Regions from separate parts of the Homo sapiens genome. Here region 1 is linked to region 2. The links are chromatin loops, found by intact Hi-C in ENCODE. Cell type or tissue: heart left ventricle. All regions are shown on one strand.

Region 1 (5,000 bases), 200 kb after region 2:
GTTGCAGTGAGCCGAGATTGCGCCACTGCACTCCAGCCTGGCGACAGAGCAAGACTCCATCTCAAAAAAAAAAAAAAAAAATAGTGGGACAACAGCAGTAAAGTTGTTTGGGTTGAAATAAAGAGACTGTAATTTTTGGAGGTCAAAATGGTCAGCATCAAGTATTTCATATCGTTCTATCTTACATATAAATTATCTTAAAATCCTCATAAACAGCAATGAGATTACCTACCTTCTAAAAGTTAATTGTCATCTTCACATCTTGTTTGACTATAACAAAATAACTTAAAGACTCCACATGACTTTAGAAGATAGGATTTCTTGATTTGTCTTTGCAATCTCAATTATAACTACCTTTGCAAAACTCAATCATAGCTTCATATTAAATACTGCTCCCATTCCCCCAAAACAATCTTTTTTTTTTTTTTTTGAGACAGAGTCTTCTTCTGTCACCGAAGCTGGAGTGCAGTGACACGATCTCACTGCGCTCCAGCTGTGAGTGCAGCTCACTCACTCCAATTCCAATGAGTCTCCTGCCTCAGCCTCCCGAGTAGCTGGGATTACAGGCGCATACCACCACACCTGGCTAATTTTTGGATTTTTAATAGAGATGGGGTTTCACCATGTTGGCCAGGCTGGTCTCGAACTCCTGACCTGATGTGATCTGCCTGCCTCGGCCTCCCAAAGTGCTGGGATTACAGGCTTAAGCCTCTGCGCCTGGCCCCAAAACAATCTCATATTCACCTATTTGTACATTTGGTTCTCACATTCACTAATAAAATATAGGTCTTTTCTAAGATAGCATGGCTTTTTATGAAAAGGTTGTAATGGATACTAATAAGAATCTGTTTTCAGTGTATAATAATTTCTAAAGACTATGACCAACACATTTACCCCCTAGCAAAAACAAATAAGACAAATCAAAGTTATGCCAACTTCTTGGTCTAGGGCTTGGCATGTATGAAGACTGCATATGCCAGTTCTTTCCCAGGACCACAGAATCACCTGCAATCTTGTCTCCATTTTCCAATTCCAGCACTGTGAAGCACACTGCATCTTCAAAAAAATTTCCCCATGTTTTCTATACAAAAACAAATTTAAATTTATACGTCTCTGAATCATAAATGAACTTGGAATTTTCTTTATTAAGTGGGTGAAGGTTTTCAATCTGGGCAGGGGGGGGGAACTCATTTCAAATCAAATTCAGGTTACCAGAACTTTTTCTCATAAATATGGTGACAAATTTTATTATGATATACATAAATCTGTATAATTATTTTTTCAATTCTAAAAGCTCTAAATTCCAATTATTGATGTTCTTTTTTTTTTTTTTCAGACACAGCACATCTCTTAACTTTTTTTTTTTTTTTTTGAGACAGTCTCACTCTGTCTCCCATGCTGGGGTGCAGTGGCATGATCTTGGCTCACAGCAGCCGCCGCCTCCCAGGTTCAAGTGATTTTCATGCCTCAGCCTCCCAAGTGGCTGGGATTATGGGCAGACATCACCATACCCAGCTAATTTTTTTTTTTTTTTTGTATTTTTAGTAGAGACTGGGTTTCGCCGTGTTGGCCAGGCTGGTCTCAAACTCCTGGCCTCATCTGATTCACCTGCCTCAGCCTCCCAAAGGGCTGGGATTACAGGCATGAGACACTGTGCCCGGCCTGAACATTTTTTAACGAAAAGCTTATTTCTCACTCTGTCACCCAGAGCGGGAGTGCAGTGGTGCCATCATAGCTCACTGCAGCCTCAAACTTCTGAGCTCAAGCAATCCTCTCACTTCAGCCTCCCAAGTAGCTAAAACTACAAGCACACGCCACCATACCGGCTAATTTTTAAATTTTTTTTGTAGAGACAAGGTCTCTCTATGTTGCCCAGGACACTCTCTAACTCCTAGCCTCAAGAGACAGCCTTGCCTCAGCCTCCCAAAGTGCTGGGAATATGGGCATGAGCCACCACACCCGGCCTCGACAGCTCAGACTTACAATAAAAATCAAGTCAGGGAACTCTTTTCGGGGACCTGAGAAAATACTTCAAGAGAACATTTTTAAAAAGCATTAAATGAGTATGAGTTGGGAGTTAACACATTCAGAGCTCAAAAAGTCATAAAGACTGCCAAAAAAGATGTTAATTGTTAAAATGAAAGTTTTTTTAATTTAAAAAGTAATTGTACTAAACGTTTCTTAGAAATGATTCATAATTTCTTCATTCAATAAATGTCAGTGCGGGCCAGGCGTGGTGGCTCACACCTGTAATCCCAGCACTTTGTGAGGTCGAGGCGGGTGGATCACTTGAAGTCTGGAGTTCAAGACCAGCCTGATCAACATGGAGAAACCCCGTCTCTACTAAAAATAAAAAAATTAGCCGGGCGTGGTGGCAAATGCCTGTAATCCCAGCTACTCAGGAGGCTGAGGCAAGAGAATCACCTGAACCTGGGAGGCGGAGGTTGTGGTTAGCCGCCGAGATTGTGCCATTGCACTCCAGCCCGGGCAACGACAGTGAAACTCCGTCTCAAAAAAAAAAAAAAAAGAAAAGAAAAAAAAAAATGTCAGTGCAGACTCTGTGTGAGTCCAATGAGGCACAGGGACCTACAGAGAAGAGCTACTGCTCATAGCCCTTGTTGGGGAGACAGAGCATCAGGTGACCCCTGCTCTAGAAGGCAGACCTCTCAGTAAAGCAGCTGCAGAAGGAGGTACTACTAAGATAGGTGGAGGAGGGAGGGTCTATGGAAGAGACAAGGGCTCGAGTCAGACACAGTGACAGGCAATCAGGGACATGAGATCTTTAAAAACCTGCAGCAGGGATACTGGGGTGGTGAATGAACAGACGATGGGGCTAGTTCAGGCCTGGCCTCACAAACCACCATAAGAGGCTTGAACTCTCTCCTGAAGGCAACCAAGAACCACAGAGACACTTGAATCAGGAAAATATCACAACCAGGCTTGTGTCTTATTAAGATCATTTTTGGCAGCATCTTGGAGAAAAGCCAGCAGACGAGCATGACCCTTGGAAGGGTGACAAAAAGGGAGGCCACCACCCTCATCTCCGCAGGGAAGGTGGAAAGCCTGAAGGCCTTGGAGCACACAGGGAGGGGAAGAGGCAGGGTCCAGAGGACTCCACGGGAGGTGGTGACCCAACGGCCGTGGTGTGGGAGAGGAGGAGGGGGCAAGGGTAACACTCGGGTTTCTGGCTTGGGCGCCTGGAAGAAAGACATTTCCATTCACCATGAAGGGGAACCAAGCAGGAGGGTTTGAAACACCTTTGGCTTTGAAAACACCTTCCTTACACCAGCCTGGCTGAAGCAGATGCCCCTCCTCTGTGCTTCTCACAGACCACTCCTGTCTCTTGAACTTGGCTGTAAGCTCCTTAAGGGCCATGGTGGTGTCATCAACTCTCTCTGCTGGTCCCTAGGACTACAAAAATGTTTGCCAAATGAATGAAAGAATGAACCATCATGCTTGTGTTCCATTTATATTTTGCTCCTCACCAGGGTTGCAGGTAAAAACACCTTGTAGTTTCCAATCTAGAAAACTCTGTGTGTGTGTGTGTGTGTGTGTGTGTGTGTGTGTGTGCATGTGTGCAGATGTTTGTACCAAAAATTTTCCTCAGTCTTCTTCAGAAAGGCCAAATTCTTGCACTTAAGGTTTTCCTTCCTTTGAAATTTGTCTAGCATAGTAGTTTGCAAGCGTCTCCCCCAATCTCTGCTTTCTGTTCTTTCTGGAAGACTTAGTGCCGTTCCCAGGGAAACGGCGGTAGGATTCTGACTGTCCTCCAACGCATTCCGTGTGAACTCCTCTGCTCATCATGGTAGCACCCTCACCCACTCCAGAACTGCGCCTTTTCTGTAGGTGTCTCCCAGCTGCAGCAACCGACTGCGGTGCTTTCTGACAGTTTTCTGAGGCTGCGTTAATTAAGTTTCCCTGCTAAGAGTTATATTCCTCCTCCCACACTCTGGAAAATCTTATAATGGGCTTAAGTTTCTTACCTGGTGAATGTGGCTGAAGGCCTAGGGCAACCCCGGGACACATCACGGTGTCCCAAATAGGATGTAAAAGCAAAGAGTGTTTTTTGTGCCTCAGAACTCCTGCACCTGTGATTCTCCGTAGCAAACCACATGTATATTTATTACAGTCCCTCTGGGTGCAGAGGTTTCTTAGTGCCCACACAAGACCCTGCCTTTAACCTCTTCTTTGACACTTCTGCCCATTAAGAACTTTCTCTGGCTCTCAAAGACTATCTACAATTCCACCTCTCCCTCCCAGCAATGGCCACATGGACACCGGATTTGCCACCTCAGCACGGTGGCTCCTTTCCCTGCACAGAATAATGACACATCCTGTAAATACTTAACTTCTTATCCAGACACAATCTCCCAGTGGATAAACAGACTCTCCTCATTAGTTTGGTTGTTGCTTGTCAATACCACTGTCTTGACATTAAAGCCCAGGAGCTCTAATGGGGAGGATCATATCTACTTAATTGGATTTATACCACAGCCTACTGTGGAACAACATGTGGTTATTTAATACTTCGTATAATCCCTCCTGATCACTCTCAAATTGATGCCTTCCTCACCACTGCTTCTAACAGCCCCCTTGTTCTAATCCTCACCACTTTATCTGGATGGTCCCATAACAGGCTTTTGCCTGGGTCCCCCAGCCTCAGGCCCTTGTCCACTCAGATTTATCTCACCAACAATACTAGTTCTGTAAGCATGGGTCTTCCCAGCTCAAAAAACCTCTGGAGCTCTGCATGTCTTGGAGAATGAAGTCTGCACTCACCTTAGCATCCCAGGCCCTCTATAACCTGGCCCTTTTTCGTGGATCCAACTTTCTAAGTTTGAATATGCATCTTTAGCATCGGGTATTATCTCCCTATCACACGTGCACAAACACACCATGAGCCACAGACATATCCGATACAGAGCTAGGCTTTGGGAGACCTGAGTCCTGGTCTAGCCACCTTGGTTACTTTCTCCTTCTATACTCTTACCTTTGAACTT
Region 2 (5,000 bases):
TCTACATATATGGTACTGCTCAGGACTGATCAATTAATCAATGAGTGGCCAACCCACACACTTCACAGCTCGTTGCCCGCCGTGGAAGCAAGTACAGCTTCATTGACACAGGGCAGGAAATTGTTAAGTACAGGCGAGGAGGTGTTTGGTAATGGCACACAGGAATGTCACAGAGCTCAGGGACAGCTGTGCATGGGGAAGCCGTTTTCCAGGTATACTCGGCCCATCAATTATTCTTTGCTAACAAAGGCCAGAGGGGGACCCAAAGCTTCCCTGCGCCACAGGAGAGAGAGATCACAGAGCCCCATGGTACCTTCGAAGAGACAGCAATCAGAGCCTACTCAGAAGAGCAGACTCCCAGAGTAATAAGGCACTGCCACCAGAATGTTCCAGAGTGCACTGGAGGAAAGCCCCTCCTGAGAAATTGCTACCTGGGTAGGTAATGTATGTGCCTGGCCCAGTTCCCCTCTCCAGAGGCTACTAAAAAGGTGAACTCTGAGAATTCATTCTATTAAATGCCCTAATATGTCACAGACTGCCCGGACATGAATGGTACTGAAAGTAAAAAGAGATCGCAGAGGACACAGGACTTGAAAGATGAAAGACTGGGCTAGAGCAGAGGTTTTTGAACAGTTATGTCTGTAAAAGAATAGCCACAAATTCCCTAGTGAGGAGGGGCTGGAACTTAACATTAGAACCCCAGTGCCTTATATTCTGTGGCGTCCGAGCCTGGGCGCATACAGTGAGGATTTACTGAGCCTAAGTGCATATGGTAAGGATGTAGCTGTCCTTGTTTAATTCTTCATGGTACTGCTGAAGGCCCCAAATTTAAGAATCCCTTCAGATGCTGTTATGGTAAAAATATGGATGATTATGAATTATATTGTGGTTGGGATTAAAATGCGCCACTATCTTTTTTGTTTGTTTTTTAGAGACAGGGTCTCACTCTGTTGCCCAGGTTGGAATACAGTGGCATGATCATGGCTTACTGCAGCCTCGATCTCCTAGGCTCAAGTGATCCTCCCGCCTCATCCTCCCGAGTAGCTGGCTGAAGAAGTACAGGCCTGCACTCCCCAGTGCACGGCTCATTTTTAAATTTGTTTTGTAGAGACAGGGTCTTGCCATCTTGCCGGGGCTAGTCTCAAACTCCTAGGCTCAAGCAATCCTCCCACCTTGGCCTCTCAAAGTGCTGGGATTACAGGTGTGAGCCACTGTGCCCAGCCAACATTATTATTTCTGAACGACTGAAAATGGCAGTAAAACAGAGTAATTTTCTGCAAATTATTAAATTTGTTAATGACTCTGGTGAATTCTGGTTCCAATTCTTGATTAAGACACTCTTTTTTACAGCAGCTAAAGGGACATGCATATGATATTTGCCTTTTCAAAGGTGGGGGGGATGAGAGACAAGTTGCTGAGAAGAGTCTGTTCTCGTCACTCGAAAGAAAAAAAGCCAGCACAGTCAAAGAACGGCCACTGGGGATATGTACAGGCTGGGCTCTCCTCTCTATATTGGGGGGCCCAGCACAATCTCCATCATCCTTCATCTTCTCTGTAAAACACAAACTTAAACTGCCTCACACGGCTGTGTGGAAATTAAAAGCATGACCATCAAGCACCTTACTATGCACCTGGCACCTGGTATACATTCTGCAAATGTTTGTTTCCACCTGTCTTCCCCTTTCAAGGGAAGCCACCTGACAGTCTATTTTAATAATATGCATAGATATTAACCTACGTTTTTGAACAAGTGAGTGTTCTCTTTCTTCAGAAGCTAAGAAGACTGAGATCCTGACACGTGACCACCTGAGACAGCAGCAATGGTCCTCGCCCATCCATGGAACACAATATTAAACGCCTCACTCCTGCTGAGTGGTCCTGCCTCTGACACCCATGGTGGCGCCTTCTCTCCCTCGTCCTCACAGATGGCTTGGGCTTGGGCGTGTGACTGGTCACTTCTTGGGCATGTGATTGGTCATTTGGGAGGAGGTGAAGCAGACCCTCATTTATGCAAAGCTCTTTTGTGTAGTGCTTAAACTCACAAGCGAAAGCGGTGTGCTGGCTGTCAGTACACCTTCCATACCTGTTGCCTTAACCCATAGAAGGTGGCTATGGGCTCTGCAGCCTGGGGCACAGCAGCCTCTGCGTACAGGTGAATGTCGTCTTGGATACTCTGTGCTGGCCAGAACCCAACCACACCCCGGGCCCGGAGTTTCTTTTGACTAATCAGTGTGTTCAGCATATTGTGGGCATCATCGTAGACCTTCCTGGCCTCTCCACCTATTAGAAAAACAGAATTAGAATTCACTTAAAGATGCCAAAAATAACCATCAAACAATGCTTCTTTTAAAAGCCATTACCCCTCCTCAGTCACCTTCCCTCTTCAGGCTTCTCCATTTTCCTCAAATGCTTTCTGGTGTTTGCCACTGACCCAGCTTAAAGTGGAACAGCCAGGGCTTTGCGGCTCCTGCTAAGTGCAGCTCCCACAGTCTGCTTCTCCCAGTTCAAGCCACTCAAGTTTTCCACTGGACAAAAAGCAGAGAGCCAAAGCTGTGGCTCCCCAAAGCATTCTGTCAGAGAGGATGAGAAAGAGCAGGCCACATTCCTCACTGACATTCCTCGTGCACATACAACTCCACTGACTTTGCAGTGACCTCTGGGAGACGCGACCTGTGCCTCGTATTCCGTGGTGCTTTTAATCCCAACTACAATATAATTCGTAACGATTGACATTTTGACCGTAACAACCTCTGAAGGGATTCTTCAATTTGGGGCCTTCAACAGTACCATGAAGAGTTAAACAAGGACAGCTACATCCTCACCCTATGCACTCAGACTCGGTAAATCCTCACTGTATGCGTCCAGGCCCAGACACCACAGAATACAAAGCATGGTGAATATAAGGCACAGGCCCCGTCCCCCAGAGGTCGCTGTGAAGTCAGTGGAATTGTATGTGTACAGGGAACGTTAGTGGTAAGGGGTGAAGTGTGGCCCAAATCCTCACATGTGGCTTCAATGCTGCACCTGGGCTGGCCTGCTCCCGGACCTGCAGTGGGAGCCAGCCTCCGAGGACACCATCTCGGTTTCCGTGAGACTCGGCCACCCTGCCCATGGTGAGAAGCCTGTCCCACGGCCCCTGGACAGCTCACCTGTGATGATTCAGGGGCAGCACACTAAGAAGCCCCTTGCTCATCACCACGTTCCTGACTACCTGAGAGTTCCTGAGTCTCAGCATCCGAACACGCACACCCAGGCACGCCCCCCCGTGGGAAACTTGGCAAAAGGCTGGTTTCTAGGCTCCTCTCAGCCCTAATCCCATGCTTCTGTGAGTCTACCCCTCCCTGCTGCTCTGATCTGGCTACTACCTGATCCTTTGAATGGCTTTGCATTTGGATTCCGTGTCTCTGTCGGTGGATTCTGGGGTAAGGCTAGAAGTGAGAAGTGGGGGTAGTAATTTAACACCTCACTTACTTCTCTAGTTTATCACCCTAAATCCCCATTCCCTCCCCAATGCTCCAAGCACAATGGGCTCCTTGCAGTTCCCCAAATAGGCACATGTGCCTGTGCCTTCTCACACTGTCTCCTCTACCTGGAATGACCTTTTCTTCAACACCATATCACATCCACAGTCCCAGCCACGGCAACTCCCACTGAATCGTCAAAAACAGTTCGAACACCACCTTGTCCAGGAAGCCTGCCCTGACCTCCCAGTCTGAGCTCTATCTCCTCTTATGTCCACAGGAGCCCAGGCAGGGCCCATTACTATTGGATGTGCCAGCTAGTCAGGTGCTAGACAGCAGGGATTATATTGTCTTCCATTTATCCCTAGTGCTCAGCATGTAACTGATGTCAATAAACATTTATTGAAAGAATAAAGTAAATACCAAATTTAGTTGATGCAATAAGGACCAATCTAGCAGATTGAAAACCATTAAAAAGTTGGGCAGGTGAGCAATATGAAAGCAGCCGTAATCTGCACAATCCAAATCCACTGCTCCTCACCGATTCCGGTCTTCAAAGTCACAATCCCACAGCTTGAATATCAGAGGCAGAAAGGAAGGACTTACTGCACTAACCTACTGTTTTGTCGTTAAATATCTTGGGAAAGCCTCGATTCGGGTACTTGCCCCGGAGCTGCCAGACATCAAAGAAAGGCTTCCAGTCAATGTAGTCCACCAGCTTCTGCAGGTCATAGTCTTCAAAGACCTGGGTCCCAATAAACGTGGGCTTCACTACAGGAGAGAAGTATGGTTGTCAATGCTGACGCTGGCACCCTGCCTGATGGAGGCCTCCCTGCCAGCTCCTCACTGCTCTGCCAACTCCCACACTCCGCCTCCCTCCTGTCACCCGTAGGAGTTGTTTTACAAAGAGGGGAACTTTAAATTATCGTGGAGAAGGAGTAATTCTGCACTGAGTCTTAAATAAAACTATTCTTCACATGCAGCTGACTACACCACCCTTGGAAACTGTTCCCTCAACCCTTCCATCCCCACCCCCTGCCCAAGAAGGAAAGACAGACGGGTTAATCCTCACTTGCACAAATGAAGACAAGGTGAACATGAAGAACATGAAAGAACATGAAGAACATGTCCAGAAAGACATGGAGAGTAAGCTACTTATCTAAAGTTTCAAAACCGGAAACAATCATCTAGATTGTCTACTGACACATATGCTCAAAGTATAGGCAAATGAAGTCCCAAATTCAGGACTGCTGTGCTTTCTGCAGGGGAGGAAGGGACACATGTGGGACTTCCGATACATACTCCTCAATACATAATCCTCCACTCTGCCAAGCATGTGTGCAGCACAGATGTATGAGCAAGGAAAAGCTGATTTATTACCTTAGAAATATGGATTCAATTAATATAACCTCTGTTCACTCTGCATTGTTTCGTTTTTTAAAAATCAGATGGTAGGTTATGTCTTAAGCTGGCTAGTGGGTATACGTGGATGTTTAATATATTGTTCTTTATACCTCCTGGTGAGTCTAAAATACATCA

What was found. A loop is a pair of places that touch in the nucleus more often than their neighbours do. Peaks named below come from ENCODE experiments on the same cell type or tissue, not always from the same donor. Only the 100,000 strongest peaks of a DNase experiment are listed, where the experiment ranks them.
Region 1: it touches region 2 in a loop (6-fold over the local background); 1 of 110 quality-filtered maps calls a loop at or near these places.

Annotation. Positions count from the first base shown.
Region 1 is chr1:236,691,748-236,696,747 of GRCh38, reverse strand. The region is part of intron 1 of ACTN2 (actinin alpha 2); the gene reads right to left. Among named protein-coding and RNA genes, the nearest start is that of ACTN2, 7.7 kb to the right of the region's middle. In heart left ventricle, no CTCF peak of the experiment used is centred here; a DNase peak (open chromatin) is centred at 3,120; H3K4me3 peaks cover 2,651 bases; H3K27ac peaks cover 3,665 bases; H3K27me3 peaks cover 309 bases.
Region 2 is chr1:236,888,413-236,893,412 of GRCh38, reverse strand. MTR (5-methyltetrahydrofolate-homocysteine methyltransferase) reads right to left here. Exons shown (of 33, transcript NM_000254.3): 28 at 4,077-4,232; 29 at 2,084-2,280. Among named protein-coding and RNA genes, the nearest start is that of MTR, 96 kb to the right of the region's middle. In heart left ventricle, a CTCF peak has its summit at 2,923 (motif pointing right); a DNase peak (open chromatin) is centred at 4,292; H3K27ac peaks cover 4,893 bases.